Linked DNA regions of Homo sapiens: regions 2 and 3 are each linked to region 1. Evidence: chromatin contacts called from ENCODE Hi-C or POLR2A ChIA-PET data. All regions are on one chromosome and are shown on one strand. Each heading gives the region's core, a stretch centred on a gene start or an enhancer-like site at or near the end of the contact. The rest is flanking DNA. Distances are from core to core; before and after follow the strand shown. Region 1 holds the start of CBX1 (chromobox 1). Region 2 overlaps KPNB1 (karyopherin subunit beta 1). Region 3 has its middle 38 kb from the start of HOXB1.

Region 1 (3,865 bases), core at 462-2,961:
CATTTTACAATCCTCTTGCTAGCTACAGAGGGCTGATTGGTGTGTTTTTACAGAGTGCTGATTGGTATATTTTACAATCCCCTTGCTAGGTATAGAGCGCTGATTGGTGCATTTCACAATCCTCTTGTAAGACAGAAAAGTTCTCCAAGTCCCCACTCGACCCAGGAAGTCCAGCTGGCTTCACCTCTCATCTTCTCTGTGCTTTCTTGAAGCCCTTTTAACTAAACTCTATTATGATATTGCTGGGCTGGGTTTTTCTTACATGACAGTTCTCCAGAGCCGTGAACAGTGCCTGCATCAGCAAAACTGTCTTATAAATGCAAACTCCTGCCCTGAACAGTGCCTGCATCAGCAAAACTGTCTTATAAATGCAAACTCTTGCCTTTTGGGGTAGAGTGCAATAGAGTTTCCCTCTTCCTCCTGATTAGAAGGATACTTTAAAATAAAAAAATAAAACTTTAGTTATATTGTGGCTTAAAAACATGTTTTTTTCCTAATTGTGTGTTTCCTTGGGATGATTGGGTGAAAGGTGCTGACGGAGATTAATGACACTGAAAAAGGTGAGCACAACTTACAATGAAAAAGAGGACATTTTTGTGGCGCAGCCAGTGAAAAGGGGGAAATTCAGGAAGCTATGAGAGGCCTATGGGGGGACCTAACCTACTCTAGGGAATCAGGGAAGACCTCAAAGGGGAAGTAATCTTAACACTGAACAGTATTTTTTTTTTTAGACGAAGTTTCGCTCTTGTTGCCCAGGCTGGAGTGCAATGGCGCGATCTCGGCTCACTGTAACCTCCACCTCCTGGGTTCAAGCGATTCTCCTCCCTCAGCCTCCCGAGTAGCTGGCACTACAGGCGCCCGCCACGACGCCCAGCTAATTTTTGTATTTTAGTAGAGATGGGGTTTCACCATGTTGGCCAGGCTGGTCTTGAAACCCTGACCTCAAGTGATCCACCCACCTCCGCCTCCCCAAGTGTTGGGATTATAGGCTTGAGCCACCGTGCCGGCGTGAGTAGGAATTTTACAGAGATTTGAGGAGGCAGAGATTGAGGACTAAGAAATCATTGGAAATTTGAGGCAGCGGCGATATGATAAAGTTCTGGTGAAGAATCTAAGATTCAAAAATTTTGAGGATGTGAATTACAGAACTGTCCAGAAGTGGTTGATTTTTTGGGGGCCAAGCATCAGGGGGCTCGCTTATAAAAATCATATGTTCTAATTTTTTTTTTTTTTTTTTTTTGAGATGGAGTCTCGCTCCATCGCCCAGGCTGGATCGCAGTGGCTGGATCTCGGCTCACTGCAAGCTCCGCCTCCCAAGTTCAAGCAATTCTTGTCTCAGCCTCCTGAGTAGCTGGGACTACAGGCACCTGCCACCACGCTCGGCTAATTTTTGCATTTTTAGTAGAGACAGGGTTTCACCTTGTTGGTAAGACTGGTCTCGAACCCCTGACCTCAGGTGATCCACCCGCCTCGGCCTCCCAAAGTGCTGGGATGACAGGCGTGAGCGACTGCCCCTGGCCCATATGTTCTAATATTCTAGGTTACAACGCTCTACGCTGCAATCTCTCCACCGTTACAGTTTAAAAACTATAAGTCCCTACCACCCTCGCCTACTGTGCGTGCGCGGCGCGCGGCGCTTCGGGCCTTGTAGTCTTGGACAGACCCCCGAGGCCCATGGTGCCGTGCGGCGGGTCGTTGCGCCTGCGCGGTGCGAGCGGCGGGCAGCGCAGACTGCGAGGCTCTTTTGTTCGGCTGAGGGGAGGGCCGTTGGCCGGGGCCTGCGGTACGCCGCTTCAGTGAGGGACGCCACTGCGGCCACCCGGCTTGCTGCCTTCCTGGGCGCCACTCCCCCAGGCGACCCGACGCGACGCGCCAGCAGCGCAGCACCGATTCCTCTCGGGCTCTTGGGCGCTGCTCTGAGGTGAGGAGCCCGCTGGAGGCGGGAGAGCTGGGGGAGGGGGCGCGGCGGCGGCGGCGGCGGGAGCCCTGCGTGAGGGAACGCGCTTTCGAGGCGGAGGTTAGGAGCGGGGAGCGCGCCCGGGTCCAGCGTCCTGCTTCTCCGCTTCCCGCGCTGAGCTCTTCGCCTGTCGCTGAGGCGTCGGTGCCAGCTGCGTGAAGGATGGAGAGGGCGGGGCGCGAATCCTGAGCCAGAGACTGAGTGCTTGGGGGTGGGCCGAGCACTTGGGGGCCGCTCTTCGGGGCCCGGGTGGTCTGGAACAATGTTGCTTGGCTGGGCGGCTGCGGGATAGGGCGGAAGGGGACAGGCTTGAGGCTTGGATAGGCGTGAGGAGGCGCATACGACCGCACAACCCGAGGTTTGTAACTGTATTCGGAAGACGCCGGGTCCGGCTGGGACTGCCAGAGGAACCTGGCTTTGCAGGACTACGGAGGAGTAACGTCGAGTGAATTGGAAGAGGGCCCAGGGCCGCACAAGGTGTGCTGATTGGAGGAGGAGATGTGTGGAATAAATTGGGAAAGGGGACACGGAGGGGGAGGGGCAGGCGTTTGCTGGGCCTGACTCTGGAAGGGGAGGAGCTGTTAGGATAAGTAGGGCGGAGATCCCGAGAATATTTCTATAAGGTATGTAAGAAAAAAGGGGAAAGCAGGCCGCCCTTGCATCCTGATGGGTCCTTACAGTGGGGAGGCTGTAAGAATAATGTGCGAAGAAAGGATGGAATACGCTTTTTTCAGTTTTCCAGGTTTCCTACTACCTTCACTCCATGATTCCTTTGGGGAGTTAAAAAAGTCCAAGTGCAGTTCTTGCTTTGATTCAAAATTAGTTCCGTACGTTTTTGTGTGGGATCGTAACTGGTCTCACAAAGGTGATGAAATTGTAAAAATATGTAGATGAGTTAATAGTTGAGGAACGGCGTGAGGTAGTGAGAGATTGTGAGATCGTGTGAGGTGCGAGAAATTGGGAGACATAGGAAAATTATGTGAGATTGTGAGGTAATATTTGTTTCGTGGGCCCTTCTGTTTTTAGCCAGCTTTTCCTTGTTGGAAAATTTGAATAGAGTGAGCTATATTTTACCTCTTTTTTTTTTTTTTTTTGAGAAGAGTCTTCCTCTGTTGCCCAGGCTGGAGTGCAGTGGTGCGATCTTGGCTCACTGCAACCTCCACCTCCCGGATTCATGCGATTCTCTTGCCTCAGCCTCCCGACTAGCTGGGATTACAGGCACACGCCACCACGCCCGGCTAATTTTTGTATTTTTAGTAGAGACGGGGTTTCACCGTACTGGTCACGCTGGTCTCGAACTCCTGACCTCGTGATCCTCCCGCGTCGGCCTCCCAAAGTGCTGGGATTATAGGCGTGAGCCACTGCGCCTGGCCATATTTTACCTCTTTTTCAAAGTTTCAAATGAGGGTTTTTCATAAATTGGTGTTACATTTAGACGTGTTGGTTTAACGCAATTGAGGTGGAATTTACAAAAAGTTCAGCTATAATCAGTTATATACTAGAACCCCTAGCCCAGGGTAAAGTAGCCTCCTCAATTGTGTTAAGAGTCACATCAGCAGTTTGGAAAGATTGTGAAAGGTCCAAGGCTTTGGAATAGATTCAGGAATACAATGGGGAAATTAATGCCGGTGTTCCTCCCTAGGTGCCTTATAGACTTTTATATGAAAGTGGTGTGATTGAAAAGCACTTGTATTGAAACCGGTGGCACCTTAATGAAGCTTCACGGGAGTGGAGGACCTGAAGTCGTTTACGGTTTTCCCTGTGGTGATATTTTTCTTCAATGGCTGCTGTATCCTAAATTGTTTCTCATTAAAAAAATAAATAGTAGGGTCGGGCGCAGTGGCTCAAGCCTGTCATCCCAGCACTTTGGGAGTCTGAGGTGGGCGGATCATGAGGTCAAGAGATCGA
Region 2 (3,865 bases), core at 794-3,293, 440 kb after region 1:
TCCTGGGCTCAAGTGATCCTCTGGCCTCGGTCTCCCAAAGTGCTGGTATTATAGGTGTGAGCCACCACAGCCAGTCCTTTTTTTTTTTGAGATGGAGTCTCCCAGGCTGGAGTGCAGTGGTGTGATCTCAGCTCACTACAACCTCCGCCTCCCGGGTTCAAGCAATTCTCCTGCCTCAGCCTCCTGAGTAGCTGGATTACAGACATGCGCCTGTAAAGTGTTGGGATTACAGGCGTAAGCCACCGCGCCTGGCCTCAGTCTTTTTTTTTGCATTAAAGGTGCGTGTGGAACCCATGGTACGGCTAAATTCACTAATACTATTCAGACTGAAGATATTACTTCTATCTTCTTGAAGGGTCAGGTTTTGGGTATAGCAATAGCAAAGCTGCTTTAATGGCTACAGGGGAAAACAATCACTTGAATAACCTATGGCAATAAAGTAGCAAAGCTGATCAAAAACCTTTTCTCCCTTAACTGTTTGTGTATATATATTTTTTAGTAGAAATGGCTTGAATAACCTACGGCAATGAAGTAGCGAAGCTGATCGAAAACCTTTTCTCCCTTAACTGTTTATTTGTGTATACATATTTTTTAGTAGAGATGGTGTCACTATGTTGCCCAGTTTGGTCTCCAACTCCTGACCTCAGTGATCCTCCTGCTTTGGCCTCCCAAATTGCTGGGATTATAGTGTGAGCCACCACACTGGCACCTTAAACCTTTTTTAAGAGGATGGCAACTTCCATGACAATTCTTCCCTCTTCTCTAATGTTTTTATTAATTATCATTATTATTTTTTGAGATGGAGTCTGTTTGCAGTGGCATGATCTTGGCTCACTGCAACCTCCACCTCCCAGGTTCAAGCGATTCTTGTACCTCAGCCTCCCCAGCAGCTGGGACTACAGGCACGTGCCACCACACCCAGCTAATTTTTTTTTATTTTTAGTAGAGACAGGGTTTCACCATGTTGGCCAGACTGGTATGAAACTCCTAACCTCAGGTGAACTGCCTGCCATGGCCTCCCTAAGTGCTGGGATTACAGGTGTGAGCCACCATGCCCAGCCAGAATATTAATTATTAGTAACAATATTAATCAAACCTTATTGCTGAAGTCAACTGATTCCCAGTATTTCAAACTTATATTAGATTTGACATTTCCTAAGAAAGATGTAAGACAGATTTTTCATATAACCTCACACTTACCCTCGTATCTGGACACTGTGTGGCTTCACAGACCACCTGCATAATAAAGTGCCTTTCAGACTGTAGGAGGAATAAAAATAAAGAGAATTAGGAGAGCATAACCTGTACGTAGGAAGATTTCCAGACTCCCTCTACAAGGAAAACCTCTCACTCCCCCTCAGGGCCCCACACAGCCCTGCCTGGTACAATCAAGCCACTCTCCCTTGAGATGGTACAGCACTATAAAGGCTATAAAGAGTTTACCTTCGGTGTCTGCTATGTGACTTGCCCTCCAATGAGGTCCCTAATCTTTTAATCTCCAAAATGACCACTAACAAAGACTTCAGGGAGGAAACAGAAAAATGTAGGTCACAAGTTTTAAATAAAAATGGTTAAAAGATAAAAATTTACATGTAGGAAAATCAGTTTCCTTATATAAGAGAATTCAAAACATCTGCTTTATTTCAGAGACCAAATTTGTTTTCTGAGAGGTAGCAAATTCACATCAAATGTGGTGAGAAAAGGGAGAATGAACTTTATGTGCTACCCTCCTAAATCTTCCAAAATCTATTAAGGAAAAATCCAGTTTTCTAATCAATTAGAATTGCCATTTGCTCTGGGGTTTCAGACCTTTCCAAAGTCAAGAAATGGTAAAAACCCAGCTGAAGTGTCAACAAACATATATACAGAAATACTTTCAGACCATGACCCTGGCAATTTTACTTGTCGGTATTTACCCTAAAGAACTGAAAGCAGAGTCTCAAAGATACACATGCATGCCCATGTTCATAGCAGCATTACCCACAATAGCCAAAAGGTGGATGCAAACCAAATGGCCATGGATGGAAGACTAGATAAACAAAATGTGGCATATACATATAATGGAATATTAATCACCCTTAAAAAGCCAATTTTGACAAATGCTACCCCTTAGATGAATCTCGAGGACATCATACTAAGTAAAACAAACCAGTCGCAAAAAGACAAATATGATTCCACTTACGTAAGGTATTTCGTTAGAGTAGTAAAATACATAGAAACTGAAAGTAAAATGGTCGTTACCAGTGGCTGAGAAAGGGGGAAATGAGGAGTTGTTGTTCAGTATGTACAGTTTCAGTTTTGCAAGATGAAAAAGTTCTGGAGATTGTTTCCACAGCAATGTGAATCTACTTAACTAACTATACATTTAAAAATGATTTAAGATGGTAAATTTTATGTTATTCATTGCATTTTCAGCCAAAATGTTTACATATATATTATACATACACATACATATACATATATATATATTTTTTTTTTTTGGAGACAGAGTCTTGCACTGTTGCCCAGGCTGAAGTACAGTGGTGAAATCTTGAGCCTTGAACTCCCAGGCTCAAGTGATCCTCCCACCTCAGCTTCCCAAGTAGCTGGGATTACAGGCATGTGCCAAAGCACCTGGCTATATATCCTGTTTCTTAAAAACACCTTCCTAAGGTGGTATGAAACAGACCAATTGCTATAATTTTTATTTATTTCATTTTTCATTATTTTTTTTCCATTATAAGCCCTGTAAACACAAGAGCTCACAAAACTGGTTAACAACTCAGTTGTTCTTCTCCACAGAAATTTTTTTAGAGACAGGGTTTTGTTACGTTGCACAGGCTAGTCTCAAACTCCTGGCTTCAAGTGATCCTCTTGCCTTGGTGGCCCAAAGTGTTGGGATTACTGGATGTGAGCCCCAGCACCCGGCCTCCACAAAATCTTTAGTACAAGGCAAAAGATTCACACAATCTTAAAAGAAACCAAAGTAAACCAACATATATAGTACATACCATAATTTCTTTCTTTTATTTTTTTTATTTTTTATTTTTTTTGAGACAGTCTTGCTCTGTCGCCCAGGCTGGAATACAGTGCTGCAATCTCGGCTCACTGCAACCTCTGCCTCCCAGGTTCAAGTGATTCTCCTGCCTCAGCCTCCTGAGTAGCTGGGATTACAGGCGCACGCCACCACACCCGGCTAATTTTTTTGTATTTTTAGTAGAGATGGGGTTTCACCATGTTCGTCAGGCTGGTCTCAAACTCCTGACCTGATGATCCACCCGCCTCAGCCTCCCAAAGTGCTGGGATTACAGGCTTAAGCCACATCGCCCAGCCTATTCCTTTCTTTTTTTTAAGGGACGATATCTGACTTTGTTGCCCAGGCTGGCCTTGAATAACTGGACTCAAGCAATCCTCCCGCCTTAGCCTCTGAAGTAGCTGGAGTACCAGTATGCACCACCATGCCCTATAATTTAAAAAAACCCAACAACATTCCACACTTTGGACTGCAAAAGGAAAAACCTAAGCTTAGAAACACTTTATTTCCAAAAGCATGATGAGAAACGGCAAACACTCCATGGGGATATCTCACACAATACGAACTCGACTAAACTGGAAACAAATACTTTTAAGTAGGTGGTACTTTCTAAACCATAAACTTAAGAAAACAAAACAAAAAACTTTCATTCAACTCTTTCATCCCTTACTGTCTGAATCTATACCTTATTGTCAAAAAACTTACCTCTTTATCAAAGTTTGCTTTGGTGAACTCCAATGAGTTCAGGAGTGCATTCGTAGCAGCTAGCTTCACATTATTACTAGGCTCTTCTTTCCTCATCCCCTGGATTATGGCAGTCAGAATCTCATTGGATTTATCTTGTAGCTGCTC
Region 3 (3,865 bases), core at 732-3,231, 390 kb before region 1:
AATGAAGAGCTGAATGAAACCCTGACACAGCTCCCAGGGTTATCCAACACTAACAGAATGACTCAGAGCCTCTGAATTGGGGACTTGATCCACTACATCTGTTCTCTCGGCTTGGTTTCCTTGTGGGAGAAAGAACAACCTCGTTCATGCCCTACCAAATACAAATGTCAATAGATAATCTTCCAATCTCTGAAGCCAGAATTTGGCCTATGTACTCCTTTGCTGGGTGCATTTTGGCCTAGAGGCATGGCATGGGCAGTGAGGATCGTAGCCGTAGAACCCAGGGGCCATGGTGCCTTACGTATCAATACGCACACATTCGATGCGGGAAGATGGCTCTGCTCTCTGGGGTAATGCAGATCCCTTGGGGAGGTCTGTGCATGGGGAAAAGAGCAGTGGTGGTGTGGTGCCCCTCCCCAGTTCAGCAGTACTTTGATGTCTGAAGCCAGGAATCAGTCTCCTTGGTGGCTTGGCTGGACCTTCCCAAACCATGAATGACCTAACCTGGCATCATGGGCCTCATAAGAAAATTATAGGGCTTATTGGCTGCTGAAGGCTAACTTGTTTTTTGTTGTTGTTGTTTGTTTTTTGTTTCGTTTTGTTTTGTTTTGAGATGGAGCCTCGCCCTGTGGCCCAGGCTGGAGTGCAATGGCGTGATCTCGGCTCACTGCAACCTCCGCCTCCCGGGTTCGAGTGATTCGCCTGCCTCAGCCTCCCGGGTAGCTGGGATTACAGGCGCGTGCCATCATGCCCAGCTAATCGGGTGCGGGTGGCTCACACCTGTAATCCCAGCACTTTGGGAGGCCGAGGCGTGTGGATCACAAGGTCAGGAGTTCAAGACCAGCCTGGCCAACATGGTGAAACCCCATCTCTACTAAAGAGGCTAACTTGTTATTTTTCACAAGACTAATTTCCCCAAATCCAGTTTCCTTTTACACAAGACTAATTTCCTTCTCCCAGTTTCCATACTGGGAGAAGGGTCCATGGCGCTGGCCCTGACGTGTGACATGAGCCCCTGCAGTACCCACTCTGATTCAAAACTTCTGTGAGGGAAGGCGCTGGTCCAGGGACCATATTCAGGTCCCTGTTGGGTTAATCACCTCTGCATTGGGTCTGTTTAGATGCTTCTAGTCAAAGCCTGATGAGCCCAACGCTGGCCTCCCCACACCGAGCTCCCTTTTCCTGCGAAGGGAACTGATCAGGCCCAGGCCTGGCTAGGCAGGGTGGGTTGCCATCCAGGTCTTTGCCCTTTCTAATGACATGAGAGCTCCAAACTCCCACTGGGAGACAGGCCTGCTGTCCACAACCCTCTCCAAGAATGCACTCTCCCATGGGAAAGGGCATGGGCCCTTCCACCCTGAGCCCCCAAGAGAGGCGCAGACAGTCACAGGAGGGTAAAGAACGGTCCCCATACTATAAATATTTCTCAAACGTCTCCTGTAAATCTCCAGATGTGTCATCAGGGCACAGGGAAGAGATCTTGAATTAGAGCCGATTAGAGACCATATTCTCCCAGAGGAGGGCAAGCCTGCCCGTCAACCGAGCCCCACTTGGCCGCCGGGACCACCTCGGGAGGAAGCGTCTCCTGACAGCTTTCCTGGAGGCTGCCCCGTACCCTTCCGGGGCGCTGAGGGCTCTGGGAAGCACAGACACCATTTCCCCTTTGCCCTCCTGCCCTTTGTGGTGACAGCTCCGGAGTCGTCCCCGGGTGTGCCCTCTTCCGAGGTGAGTGGGGGGACAGGGAGCGCGCGGAGGGAGAACCGAGACGTGGCAGCAGCAAACTGCCCGGGCGGATGGGTGATTTACGAAGTGCTGAAAAGCATCTTCGAAGCTGTCATTTATCTTACAGCTCTCAGCCTAAATAAACACTGAATCCGCCTAATTATAGTTACAGTGGAAACACAACACCCGAACCTCCTCGCCAGCGCTGCCGGCCCGGCTCCGGCGCGGCTCCACCCCAGGCCTGGCTCCCACGTCAGCCCACAGCTGCACCCTAGCGGCGGCCTCTGCGCCCGCGGCTCCCGCATTCCCGCGCGCCTCTCCGGGCGCGCCTTCGTCCCTTCGCCCCTCTCCCTCTCACTATCTCACGCAGGTACAGTCCTGAAAACAATTTCGGTCAAGAACAGAGGCACCATCTCCATCCTGCTGGGAAACTGCACCTGCGGCATTCCTTCAGCTGCGGTGGGGGCTGGGGCTGGAGAGGACCCTTGACCTGGATGCTCCCACTCTTTCCCAGTCCTGGGATTCCTTGGTGTGTGGTCAGCTGGTCTGGCCTGGCCCAAGGGTCTACTGCAAGGGCAAGGGAACTCTCTCTTTGCCAGATCAGGAAAAGCAGCGCGGGGGTGGGGGTGGGTGGGGGGCTGGGGGTGGGATTGGGGGGCTGGGGGATGGTGGTTAGGAATCACTTAGGGTAGAGAAAGGACATTCTTTTTGTTCCCTGGTGATTTTGTGTCCTCCCAAGGAGAGGGGAAAGGTTCCTCCTGCCTGATAGTCCTTCCTTTCTCTATTTCTGTTCCTGGCCCTGAACTTGGAACCTCCCTTCCTCTTTGACATATGGGAGGCCTCCTGTCTTTAGAGATTCTTCTAACCTAGACTTCAAAGTGAGACAGGAGTTGGGTAGGACTTGTTTTGCAAGGTACAGGTCACAAAGATCCATCTGATAAAATGAGATGTAAAAAAGCTGGCCAAAACCTACCAAAACCAAGATGGTGACGAAAATGAGCTCCAATCATCCTCACTGCTCATTATACATTAATTATAATATATTAACATGCTAAAAAACACTCTACTAGTGCCATGACAGTTTACAAACACCATGACAATGTCTGGAAATTACTCTATATTGTCTGAAAGAGGAAGGAACCCTCACTTCTGGGAATTCCCCCACCTCTTTCCTGGAAAATTCATATGACCAATAAACAACCGTAAAAATAGCCAACCAGCAGCACTTGGGGCTGCTCTGCTTATGGAGTAGCCACCCTTTTATTCTTTTACTTTTTTTTTTTCTTGAGACAGAGTCTTGCTGTGTTGCCCAGGCTGGAGTGCAGTGGCATGATCTCGGCTCACTGCAACCTCTGCCTCCTGAGTTCAAGCAATTCTCCTGCCTCAGCCTCCTGAGTAGCTGTGATTACAGACACCCACCACCACACTCAGCTAATTTTTGTACTTTTAGTAGAGATGGGGCTTCACCATGTTGACCAGGCTGGTCTAGAACTCCTGACTTCAGGTGATCCACCTGCCTCAGCCTCCCAAAGTGTTTGGATTACGGGCGTGAGCCACCGCACCTGGACTATTCTTTTACTTTTTTAATGAACTTTCTTTCACTTCACTGTATTGGTTCACTCTTGAATTCCTTCCTGCATGAAGTCAAGAACCCACATGAACCCCAATTTCCCAAATTTGGAGGTCCAAAATTGGGGTTTATCCTGTGACAAAAGCAGAGGCAGATGCTTCAGAAGCAATCCGACTTGGATGCCCCAGAGTGGTTCTGAATGAAGCCATCATCCACTGGGGCACCTTCTCTAACTTAGTCTTTGTCCTTGGGGAGGTAGAGCTTAGGGCTTAGGGCGAGGGCTGGATTTGACACAGCAAAAGCACCCAGTTATTCTAACAACCATGGGACTCAGCCCCATGCCTGATGGAATCATAGTCCCTGAAACTCTGCAGAAACCAGTTTCCTAAAAGTGAGAATTTCAGAGCCCAAGGGGTTGCATTAACAGGGGCAGATCTAGATTTCATCCACATGGTATTAACTTACATGCTAGCATATAAATTACACTAGGCATGTAACTCACCCTTAATTTACTGCTGTCTTTTTGGGTGTGCAGGGTCTTGTTCTTATAGATACATTTGGAGATCTAATAAC

Evidence for each region. Hi-C counts contacts between places; a loop is a spot of excess contacts on that map. ChIA-PET counts read pairs that join two places held with the same protein, here RNA polymerase II (POLR2A). Pooled maps may share reads with other maps.
Region 2: a map of CD8-positive, alpha-beta T cell shows a loop between it and region 1 (3-fold over the local background). The contact joins the enhancer-like site here to the promoter of CBX1 in region 1. A Hi-C loop is called at or near these places in 1 of 168 maps with a recorded cell type or tissue (CD8-positive, alpha-beta T cell) and 2 of 50 pooled maps. POLR2A ChIA-PET finds 5 or more read pairs at or near these places in 3 of 52 experiments (PC-9, Panc1 and activated B cell).
Region 3: a pooled map shows a loop between it and region 1 (2.8-fold over the local background). The contact joins the enhancer-like site here to the promoter of CBX1 in region 1. A Hi-C loop is called at or near these places in 5 of 50 pooled maps. POLR2A ChIA-PET finds 5 or more read pairs at or near these places in 2 of 52 experiments (PC-9 and activated T-cell).

The regions. Positions count from the first base shown.
Region 1 is chr17:48,099,324-48,103,188 of GRCh38, reverse strand. It overlaps CBX1 (chromobox 1), which reads left to right and starts at 1,711. Exons shown (of 5, transcript NM_001127228.2): 1 at 1,711-1,921. RefSeq lists enhancers at 1,293-1,552, 1,379-1,978 and a silencer at 1,923-1,972.
Region 2 is chr17:47,658,514-47,662,378 of GRCh38, reverse strand. It overlaps KPNB1 (karyopherin subunit beta 1), which reads right to left. Exons shown (of 22, transcript NM_002265.6): 5 at 3,719-3,865; 6 at 1,201-1,260. Among named protein-coding and RNA genes, the nearest start is that of KPNB1, 11 kb to the right of the region's middle. RefSeq lists an enhancer at 2,072-2,221. Within about 2 kb of position 2,043, at least 7 of the 41 ENCODE cell types and tissues checked have a DNase peak (open chromatin) inside an H3K27ac peak, as active enhancers do; they include CD8-positive, alpha-beta T cell, where a contact is called at or near this core.
Region 3 is chr17:48,490,812-48,494,676 of GRCh38, reverse strand. No RefSeq gene overlaps it. Among named protein-coding and RNA genes, the nearest start is that of HOXB1, 38 kb to the left of the region's middle. Within about 2 kb of position 1,981, at least 6 of the 41 ENCODE cell types and tissues checked have a DNase peak (open chromatin) inside an H3K27ac peak, as active enhancers do.